2 separate regions of the Homo sapiens genome follow, and region 2 is linked to region 1. The links are chromatin loops, found by intact Hi-C in ENCODE. Cell type or tissue: B cell. All regions are shown on one strand. Links, peaks and the distances in the headings refer to the core of each region. The heading gives the core; the rest is flanking DNA. Region 1 overlaps TWSG1 (twisted gastrulation BMP signaling modulator 1). Region 2 holds the start of LOC105371980 (a long non-coding RNA gene).

Evidence for each region. Peaks named below come from ENCODE experiments on the same cell type or tissue, not always from the same donor. Only the 100,000 strongest peaks of a DNase experiment are listed, where the experiment ranks them.
Region 2: a loop joins it to region 1, with 2.9 times the contacts of the local background. A loop is called at or near these places in 2 of 110 quality-filtered maps.

Annotation. Positions count from the first base shown.
Region 1 is chr18:9,349,135-9,354,516 of GRCh38, forward strand. The region is part of intron 2 of TWSG1 (twisted gastrulation BMP signaling modulator 1); the gene reads left to right. Among named protein-coding and RNA genes, the nearest start is that of TWSG1, 17 kb to the left of the region's middle. In B cell, for the core only: no CTCF peak of the experiment used is centred there; no DNase peak of the experiment used is centred there.
Region 2 is chr18:9,401,939-9,407,320 of GRCh38, forward strand. TWSG1 (twisted gastrulation BMP signaling modulator 1) reads left to right here. Exons shown (of 5, transcript NM_020648.6): 5 at 1-482. LOC105371980 (a long non-coding RNA gene) reads left to right here and starts at 2,455. Exons shown (of 3, transcript XR_001753550.2): 1 at 2,455-2,858; 2 at 4,096-4,234. In B cell, for the core only: no CTCF peak of the experiment used is centred there; a DNase peak (open chromatin) is centred at 2,773; H3K4me3 peaks cover 1,482 bases; H3K27ac peaks cover 832 bases.

The DNA of each region.
Region 1 (5,382 bases), core at 243-5,242:
CTGTTTCAGGAAAAAAAAAATTTGGTAATATGGGATTTTCCTTTAAGAAGATCTTTACTACTTTCCCCTGCTGCTTTTGTGAAAATAATTTTTAAAATTTGGATCAATATTATGCTATACCCCAGAAATCTCAAGTCCCATTTTGTATTAAGAGTGGAAAAACTCCTATATTAACTTGTGAGTACTTTGGCTAATATTTATGATAGTTTTTAGGATGACATAAACATTGTATTTCATGAAAATATTCAAAATTGGGTTCAGAGATAATGCATCATTTTAGTACTTTGTTGTCTGAACATTTATTTAGCTCTTTTATGTGCTAAATTGACAGTCTGCTTTTTTATTCTAAAAATTGATTTAGTTATTAAATAAATCTTAAGTTTTCTGAAATAAGTTGGAATTTTAAAATAGTTTACTTCTCATTAATAATTCTAGCTTTTAAAAGTATATTTTGTCTTAAGTTAAAAATAAATAGTTCAGGTAAGTTTAGGGCTTCCTTAATTACAGTAAACTAAAGAATTAACTTTTTCTTCTTTTTTTCTTAATCAGTGCAAATTAGATTCAACTTTAGTCTCTTGCTATAGTTATCTTGATTTGTTAGTACACTAGTAATATTTTGGTTTACAATGTAAAATGTTTTCTCTTTTCTCTCGTGAACATTATTTTCCTAAATTGTTTCTTTCCTCTTCATCCCATTTTCCTGCTCTTAAAAGTTGTGGTGCCATGGCTGGGTGCAGTGGCTCACGCCTGTAATCCCAGCACTTTGGGAGGCTGAGGCGGGCAGGTCACAAGGTCAGGAGTTTGAGAACAGCCTGACCAACATGGTGAAACCCCGTCTCTATTAAAAATACAAAAATTAGCCGAGCATGGTGGCGTGCACCTGTAATCCCAGCTACTCAGGAGGCTGAGGCAGGAGAATCGCTTGAACCCAGGAGGTGGAGGTTGCAGTGAGCCGAGATCGTGCCACTGCACTCCAGCCTGGGCAACAGAGCGAGACTCCATCTCAAAAAAAAAAAAAGTTGTGGCGCTAACCTATTTTTGTCCTGTTTTGCTTCAGTTAACACCCCATGAAAATCTCTGAAATTAATGTTCAAATGTAATGAGTTAGGCCTGATATAATTTAAAGAAAGAATACATCGTTTCCCTCCAAATGTTTAATGCAGTTATAGTAGCTGCTAATATATAAATGGAGATTAAAATTTATTTTCACTAGTTGTTTCACCTGTTGCATTGTTAAAACAAAATGAGGATTTCACTGGGACACACGGACATTTTCAAACATACATAAAGTAGGAAAAATTGTAAAATAACCCCCCCATTTACCCATTACTCAGCCTCAACAGTGATCAACATGTGGTCAGTCTCATCTGTACCTACTCCCAACTCACTCCAGCTGGATTCTTTTAAAGAAATTCACTGGGGGACTTGTACAGTAAGTAGGATTAGCATCTAAATGTTTGTTACTAGGTTTATGTGAGAAAGAGGCACTGTTTGATATATTTTGGTAATTCATATATATACATGAACTTGTATGCTGACTTATTTAGCCAAAAATAAGTACTCTTTTCAATACTGATTCATTCAAGTGTATGTTATTTTCAGGACAAAAGTTTACCAATCAGTTAGAATTTGTAAAGAACAACATGCTAATGAGGTTGGGTTGATATTTCTCTCCTGGGTTTGAAGATTCATGTGATGCCCTCCTTAAAGAGTATTATGGCAAAACAGATTTGTTATAACCCAATCTAATTATAATTGTTTATTCTTTTGAATAGGGGCTAATTGAATATTTTATTTATTTATTTATTTATTTTAAAATACTCATTTGACCTAAGTAAAAGTAGTGTCAGCATAGGTATAATATAATGCTTCATTGATTACTTATGCTTACACAATATGCAAGTAAATACTTAATTAGATTTATTCCTACATTTCTGTTTTTTAGCTCAAGACATTATAAATACTTAGTTTCCTTAATTTAAGAACCTCAGTTTGTGTTTTTAAATATCTTTTGTAATTGTTCAAACATTAATTAAACTGGATCTTAAGAAGTCATAATATCCAAATAAATTAAATGTTTATTTGCTATTATAAAAATATATTTTCTACCCCCAAATTCAGAAAATACAGAGAAGTAGAAAAAAAGAGTAAAACGTTCTTAGTCCTATTATCCAAACACATACTACTCTTACTATTTTGATATAGCTCCTTCTGGTTTTTATTCTCTGTTTAGATTATTTTTAACAATTTTATGGTATATACAACTTTTGTGTTTTACATTTTCACTAGCATTATTTTATGTTTCTTTGAAAAAAATTATGTTTGGTTAGAAAATTTCAGTTTTAGGTTAAAAGTAAATTAAAGCAATATATTTTCAGAGTTAGAACTGTCTTCTGCATTGCTTTAATACCAACTTAATGCTTTATATTTTTCAGTTTAGGTTTATTTCTTTAAAATTTATGAAGAAACCCCAGTGTACCATGCTGGGTTTTTTTTTTTTTTTTTGTCTTTTTGTTTTTTTGTTTTTTGAGACAGAGTCTCGCTTTGTCACCCAGGCTGGAGTACAGTGGCTCCATCTCAGCTCACTGCAACCTCTGCTTCCTGGGTTCAAGTGATTCTCCTGCCTCAGCCTCCTGAGTAGCTGGGATTACAGGCACGCATCACCACCCCCAGCTAATTTTGTATTTTTTTAGTAGAGATGGGGTTTCGCTGTATTGGCCAGGCTGGTCTCAAACTCCTGAGCCCAAGCAATGCATCCACCTTGGCCTCCCAGAATCCTGGGATTACAGGCATGAGCCACTGCTCCCAGCCTGTTCACTGTTTTTAGATGTACAGTTTTATGATTTTTGACAAACATGTACTCATGTAACTACTACTACAATCAAGATAGAGAATATTTTTCATCACCCTAAAGCATTCCCTTGTGCCCCCTTTGTAGCTGGACCTAGCTTTTTCCCTAGCCTCAGCCCCTGGCAACCACTGATTTGATTTTTTTTCTCTATAGTTTTGCCTTTTCCAGAATGTTATATAAAAGGAATCATACAGTATATAGCCTTTTGTTCTGTCTAGCTTCTTTCATTCAGTATAATGCTTTGAGATTCATCCATATTATTGTGTGTGTTGGGTAGTTCTTTCCTTTTTATTGATGAGTAGGATTCCTTTGTGTGGATGTACTACAATTTGTTTATCCATTCACTGATTGTTGGACCTTGCGTGGTTTCCAGTTTTCAGTAATTATGAATGATGTTGATACTTTCCCATATGGGTCTTTTTATGGACCTATGTTTTAATTTTTCTTGAGTAAATACCTAGGAATGGGATTGCTGGGTCACCGGAGCATTTTGATATTCGTTATCTCATTGGGATGCCCAAGTTTGTAAGGGAAAATCCAGGAACACCATTCCTTTTTTATGACTGGGAAACCGAGACTCAGGGTTGCAAACAGCTTATGGGCTTAAAACCAGATCTTGTAAGTCCAAGTCATTTGCTATCTTTACTAGAATATAATGTTGTTTTCAATGACGTTTCCTTGTTTTATTATAGCAACAGGGTTAACAAATCTCTCAGATCTTTGCAACAAGAATGGAAATATTTATCAGTAACTGAGAGTCAATATTAATAAGATTCTTCCTCAAGTTGTTAGTTTCCATTTCTGGCCTAGAAATTTGGGAGTTCATACAATAAATGTTAACTCTTAAAGTCTAATCTTAATCTTGGATAAATATACTCCCCCTCAATTTATTTTGCATAAATAATTAATATCTGACCAGAGCATCAGTTGTATAGTCATGGCACTGTGTAACAACATTTTGGTCAATGGCAGACAACATATATGATGGTGGTCACATAAGATTATAATACTGTATTTTTATTGTACCTTTTCTATGTTTAGATATGTGTAGACATGCAAATATTTACCATTGTGTTATAATTGCTTACAGTATTCAGAACAGTAACATGCTGTACAGGTTTGTAGCCTAGGAACAATAGGCCATACCATATAGCCTAGGGTTATAGCAGGCTCTACCATGTAGGTTTGTATAAGTATATACTGATATTCATATAACAACAGAATTGCCTAAGGATGCATTTTTCAGAATGTATCCCTATCCTTAAGCGATAAAGCGTGACTGTATATGGAATAAGATTCTTCTCTAAAGATGATCGAATCTGTCTTCTGGCATCTAAAAATTTGAAATTCTCTGTCATATTGAAGGTTTTCCTTAATATAAATGTAGTAAAATACATTTTGAATGATTAGATTTTTCCCTCAAACTTTTCATCCTGCCAGACTTTCATTTCATATAAGCTTTGAAAACAGTTTGCCAAATTCTCTCTAAATACTCATACTGGTCAATAGAGAGTAGCTCAAATGTATAAATTTCAGTTTACCATTTAGTGTAAAGTTTTAATTTTTTTCCATCATAAAATTATTGAACAACGTGTCTACCAAACTTTAAGAACATCTAGCATAGTTATTTACACATAGAAGATGTCTTATTCCATATTACCTTGCCTCTAACATGCAAGAGCAGTGGTGGTAGAAAAAGCCTTGAGTCAGAAGACCTTGTTTCAAAGCCGCAGTTGTGTGAACTCACAGAAATCATGAAACCACTCATTCTCAGCCTTCTCTTCTCCACATGAGGAACAACCACACTTTCTCTGTGACTTGCAGACTAGGGAAGCAGAAGATATAGTCATTAACCAGCTGAAGCGACAACAAAAAAAATTAAGTATTGCATTCCAAGTCACTGGTTTTGCAACTCTTAGCCAATGAGTCCAATTTTACCTTTACAAACAATGATTAAACTTGGGCAATAGCATTTCTAGTTGTATTCAGGTACTGAGAGTGAAAGATATAATAATGCCTTTGATTAAACAATCTAAAGAATTATCTAAGTTTAATTATAGGCTTATTCTTTCTAAGAGAGTAATAACTGTAATTATTAAAATGTTAATTTAATGAAAAATAACTTTTATATTTCTCATTTTAATGTTTACAAAACAGGAATACCTAACCATAACTGGGGTCAAATTCTAGCCACTAATTGAATGAAGTTGTATAAATTTCATGACTTCACTTAAAAAATAAGGATAATAACGACATGAATCTTTATGAGATTCAAGACAATGCATATAAAATACTTAGCACAGTGCCTATAAGGGTTAAATAGAACCCATTTAAGGACTTTGGGGGAGGTGGTAGCAGTAAATAATTGGAAGCATTGAGTCAGTCTTTATTTTGGACTTCAGGGAACTTGGTGTTTAGTTTTGATCACATGTTCCATTCAACTGAGCAGAACCCAAATTTAGTCATAGTGAGGTTAGTAAAATATATAAATAACCCAGTCCAAAGAGAAGATTCTAAATTTCAACTCTACC
Region 2 (5,382 bases), core at 240-5,239, 53 kb after region 1:
GATCCTTTCTTATAGTAAGACTTGTGCTTGTTAGCAGGTTTTTCTGTTAGTTTTTCCCCCATAACATTTAATTATTACTAAAATTGTATTTACAATAGTGGTGCCAAATCAAATGGTAATTTAAATAAAATCTATTCTGTGTTTATGTAGGGTGGTATAAAAAAGAGGTCTTCATTTAGACATGTGATTTCTAAAATTCCAGAAAGCAAAATTGATAAGATGTTAGAAATTTGGACCATTATTTATAATCAGGGTAGCATTAAAATGGAGAAAAGAAAGTTTTCTGAAAAAATGCAGTAAATATAAGCCACATTTCTAAAGTTTATTTTTATGAAAGCTTCTTTTAAGATTTTGAAATCTATTCTGCATTCCCAAGAGTTTATGTTTATTGTATTTTATATGATCTACAACATATAAAATTGTGTATTTTTCTTTGGTTGTCCCTATTAACAAAAAAGTATTTTAATAAAAAATTGAAATGAGTGAGTCATATTTTTTGTTAACTTCAGCATAGACATAAATTTGACATTCTGTCTAAAGAAGATAGTGTTTAAGTGATCAGCGGGCCGGGTGCGGTGTCACTTTGGGAGGCTGAGGTGGGCAAATCACTTGATCTCAGGAGTTCAAGACCAGCCTGGGCAACATGGTGAAACCTCGTCTTTACAAAAATAAAAAAATTATCCGGGCATGTTGATGAGAGGTGAAGCCACCTGGACTTCTTGTTTCGAGTGGGGACTTGGAGAACTTTTCTGTCTTACAAGAGGATTGTAAAATGCACCAATCAGTGCTCTGAAGCTAGCAAGAGCATTGTAAAATGCACCAATCAGTGCTCTGTAAAACACACCAATCAGCGCTCTGTAGCTAGCAAGAGGGTTGTAAAATGCACCAATCAGTGCTCTGTAAAACACACCAATCAGCAGGATCCTAAAAGTAGCCAATCGCAGAGAGGATTGAAAAAAGGGCACTCTGATAGGACAGAAACAGAACATGGTGGGGAGGGGCCAATAAGGGAATAAAAGCTAGCCACCCCAGCCAACAGCGGCAACCAGCTCGGGTCCCCTTCCACCCTGTGGAAGCTTTGTCCTTTTGCTCTTCACCATAAACCCTGCTATTGCTCTCTCTTTGGGTCCGTGCCATCTTTAAGAGTTGTAACACTCACTGAGAAGGTCTGCGGCTCCATTCTTGAAGTCAGCAAGACCACGAACCCACCAGCAGGAGCCAACTCCAGACACAGTAATTATGTGCCTGTAGTCCCACCTACTCTAGAGGCTGAGGTGGGAGGATCACTTGAGCCCAGGGAGGCGGAAGCTGCAGTGAGCCCTGATTGTGCCACTGCACCTCTGCCTGGGTGACAGAGCAAGACCCTGTCTTAAAAAACAAACAAACAAAAAAAACAATCAGCAAAGAATGTTCTTTTCTCAGGATGTCTCTACAGATTCTCTCAGAACAGATCTTAGAACATTTTGCTGTCTGCTTTTTCATATGCTTTATTCCAATATGGGGGAACCTTTTAAATGAATACTTTACTATTCTGCTTGCTCTGTGGGCCTTCAGATGCCAACCAACTTTATAAGAATGATCTAAAGGTTGCAAGGAGTTGCAGAAGGATCAAGGTAGGGAAAAACCTTTCTCAGCTCTCCCACAGGATACTGTTAGAATTGAGAGCCACAAACTGTGCTGCCATGGCAAAATCCACCTTATTTCAGAGTCCATGTTTTGGCAGCCTCGTGCCTGGGGGATCTAGAGAGGGGAAGAACTCAAGAGGACAGCCTGAGTGACTTAAGAAAGGAGCTGGGGCATTCGGAAGGTAGGATGAGTTTCAAGGACAGATACAACGTTTGACCAGGAAAGCTGTGCTTTTGCTGAAGGTGTCCACACAGCAGCTAGTCATGTGGACAGTCAGAGAGAGTGAAGCTGAGCTGGAAGGGGAGGCATCCAAGCCCAAGGCTCCAGGAGACATTGCAGACAACATGGCGCATCCGGCCCCATGGGGCTGCTCCAGACCTGGCAGGCACTGAGCTCAGTAAGCCAGGCAGACATGCCATTAGCGCCATTAGCTGGTGGGTGTTAGCCATTACAGCTCTTTGACCTTTGAGCTTTAACTAACCAGTAAAAAGTAAATGTGGGCCAGGCGCAGTGGCTCACGCCTGTAATCCCAACACTTTGGGAGGCGGAGGCGGGCAGATCACCTGAGGTTAGGAGTTCGAGACCAGCCTGGCCAACGTGGTGAAACCCCGTCTCTACTAAAAAATACAAAAATTAGCCAGGTGTGGTGGCACGTGCCTGTAATCCCAGCTACTCAGGAGGCTGAGGCAGGAGACTCGCTTGAAGCCGGGAAGCGGAGGTTGCAGTGAGCCGAGAATGCGCCGCTGCCCTCCAGCCTGGGCCACAAGAGTGAAACTCCGTCTCAATTAAAAAAAAAAAAAAAAAGTATGTTCTACCTCCTTTTATTTTAAAGTCTGCTTGAAGTGTGGAGTCAGCAACAACTCCAAGGTTTGGCTTTTGAGATGAGAATTCTCCGTGCAGATGCAAAGAGGAAAAGAATTCTGCCCCCTCCCAGTAATGCTGGGAAACCTGGAGTCCGCGCTGTGACTCACCGAATGACGCCTGGAGAGTGCAGGCGCCCCGCCAGTCAGGGAGACAGGACTTCCCTCACTGGGCTGAAGATAGCCCCTGAAGTTAGGCACAGTCACCGGCGAAATATCTTTATGGCAGAAATGTGTTTCCTGCCCGTCTAACTTAGGTACTTCCCTCTGCAGCCAGCGTAATCTTTCTAGAACACGTGTACCGGTAATTACTGCTTCCACCCCCAGTTCTAGGCAAAGAGCAAGGCCGTTGCGCTCGTCTGCCTCGGAAAGGTATGAGTTACCCACTAGGAAGTCGAGCAAGGGCAGAGAACCTATCTCTTGTTTTCCTGAAGCCTCCCTGGCTCCGGGGTGTTCTGCTAGGGGAAGGGAGAGAATGAGGCCTTTGAGGGCCTGAGAGAGGGGCCAGGAAGGTAGGTCCCAGAGGCCCAGGTCTCTTGACCGTGGAGACCAGCGCTCTCGGCCCGTGACTCACGGGAAACCCGAGCCTGCAGTTGCTTCTTTCCAGGGGTTTCTACTTAGAAATATTAGCAGCCCAGCCCTCATTGTCCAAAGCCCCCAAGACTTGCCACCAGGGTTCTGTGAGTCCCAAGATGGGTGGCAGAGCCTCTCTCCTGGCCAGTGTTGGATGGGATGAGGCTCAGAGTCGGATTTTACTTGATTCCAAGAAAACAATGAGACAGAATGCGTTGCAGCCCTGGGTTTGTGGACTGCATTTGTGTCCCAAGACTCCTTGTCTCACAGCCTCGGCTGGCATCTCCTCTTCCTGTCTCATGTCTTATCCCCACTCCCATCACTGCTGACCCCTGCCTCAGCAGGCCAAGCTCGTGCTGCCGTCTCTCTCACCCTCAGGCTGTCGCAGGAGTTGTTTCCCCTGCTGGACCTGCTTTCTGTGCAGATTGTGGCTCCTTGCTCTGACCTCCCTTTTTTTTTTTTTTTTTTTTTTTTGAGATGGGGTCTCCGTCTGTCACCCAGGCTGGAGTGCAGTGGCACCATTTTGGCTCACTGCAGCCTTCGCCTCCCTGGCTCAGCGATCCTCCTCACCTCAGCCTCACAAGTAGCTGGGTTCACAGGTGCACACCACAATGCCTGGCGAATTTTTTGTTATTTTTGACAGAGACGGGGTTTTGCCGTGTTGGCCAGGCTGGTCTCAAACTCCTGAGTTCAAGTGATCCACCCGCCTCAACCTCCCAAAATGCTGGGATTACAGGCATGAGCCACTGTGCCTGGCCCTCTGACCACTTCTAAAGGAGCAGCCCCTCCCCACTCCCCCATCCCATTTGTCTGCTTTCTTTAACAGCAGACACCTCTCCAAAAGTATTCATCGGTTACTTGTTTATCATGCATTCTCCTCTTAGACTGTGGGGCCCTTGAGGGCAGGGACCTTGTTTCTTTGGTTTGTCACTGCCCTAAACACAGCTCCTCAGCACCTAATGTCTCACACTCAATGGGCACCAGCTCTTCTGTGGATGAGTGATGGCGAATCTTAACCTACATATGCTTTAAACAGTGGCTCCTCAGTGCCCTCAGACAAGTAAGTGTCAACTGTGCAGCAGACCTCTCAGATCCAGGCAGCATGTCCCTGCTCACCACTAGGCCCATCTCAGCAGTCCAGGTGGACATCCCCTGGAGCCTCTGTCACTCCCCCTGTAAGTATGGTTTCATCAATCTGAGACACTTGTCCCTCTGCGTCCGTTCCTCACGCCTTTCACTGAGCGGCTCACAATGGTGTAGCCTTTGACCCCAGGACATTCCTCAGCAGCATCCTAACTTCATCATTACCCTACACTTCCGCTTCCCACACTTCAACCTGGTGTCCAGGTTTCTACTGGGCTATTTGCAGTATTGCAGATACACCTTTAGCCACGTGGCTGAGGCCATTTTTAGACTGCTGACCCATGCAGGCTTTGTGGGAGACTAAGGGACTTCTTTAGCAACCTAGCAAGAAGACCGTGCATGATGATATGAATTTTTTTGGTGTCCTTGAGGGCAAATTTTATTTGCAGAAGACACTACACAGAAACTAATGTTCATTTTTAAAATTAATGTTTAATGTATATAATTTACAAAATCAAACTTAGTTCTTCCGTAAGTTTTTAAAAACAGTTTACAAATATTTCTTCTAGCAGCCTAACTATATATCTAATAATCGTTTTTACAGGGCCCTCATTCAGTATTTGCCGAGTACTTCAACAGCTAATAAACTCACTATTGAGGTGAGCCTGTTGAAATTTCCAATACTGCACATAAACAGGAAGATTTCAACTCAGAATCAACTCTCATTCAATTTCACACTTACCAATTTTAAATTGGAGTTGTGAGGTTGTGTTCTAATAAGCCAAATCCTCTAAAATACTCAAATATGCCCATTCTTAACACAATAGTACTAATGATATAGTTTTGAGTCTTTTATCCCAGATCCTCCAAATCATTTCATGGTTGAAAAACAGGTTCTGGTTAAGCAAAACAGGTCACAGAGGTTTCTATGGCCTCAGTAAAATAGGTGCCAGAGAACTTGGAAATAGAGGAAGACCAGATTAGAGGTCAAGACTTAGCCAACATTTAGCCAGACACACCCCAAAACATAAGTCAAGAAGGGCCTGCCCCTGGACAAGCAGGGCAAAATACGTGCTCTTTACAGATAATTTACTACCAAGACGAAGAGTATGCCCAGTTTTCTTCCCAAATTTGCCAGTCATGTTGTTTCTCTTCTCAGAGGCAGAATGAATATAAAGGCAGAGAAAGACCCATGGTACACTAAATGATTTCCTACCCAGGAAGGAGCATCAGGTTTAGG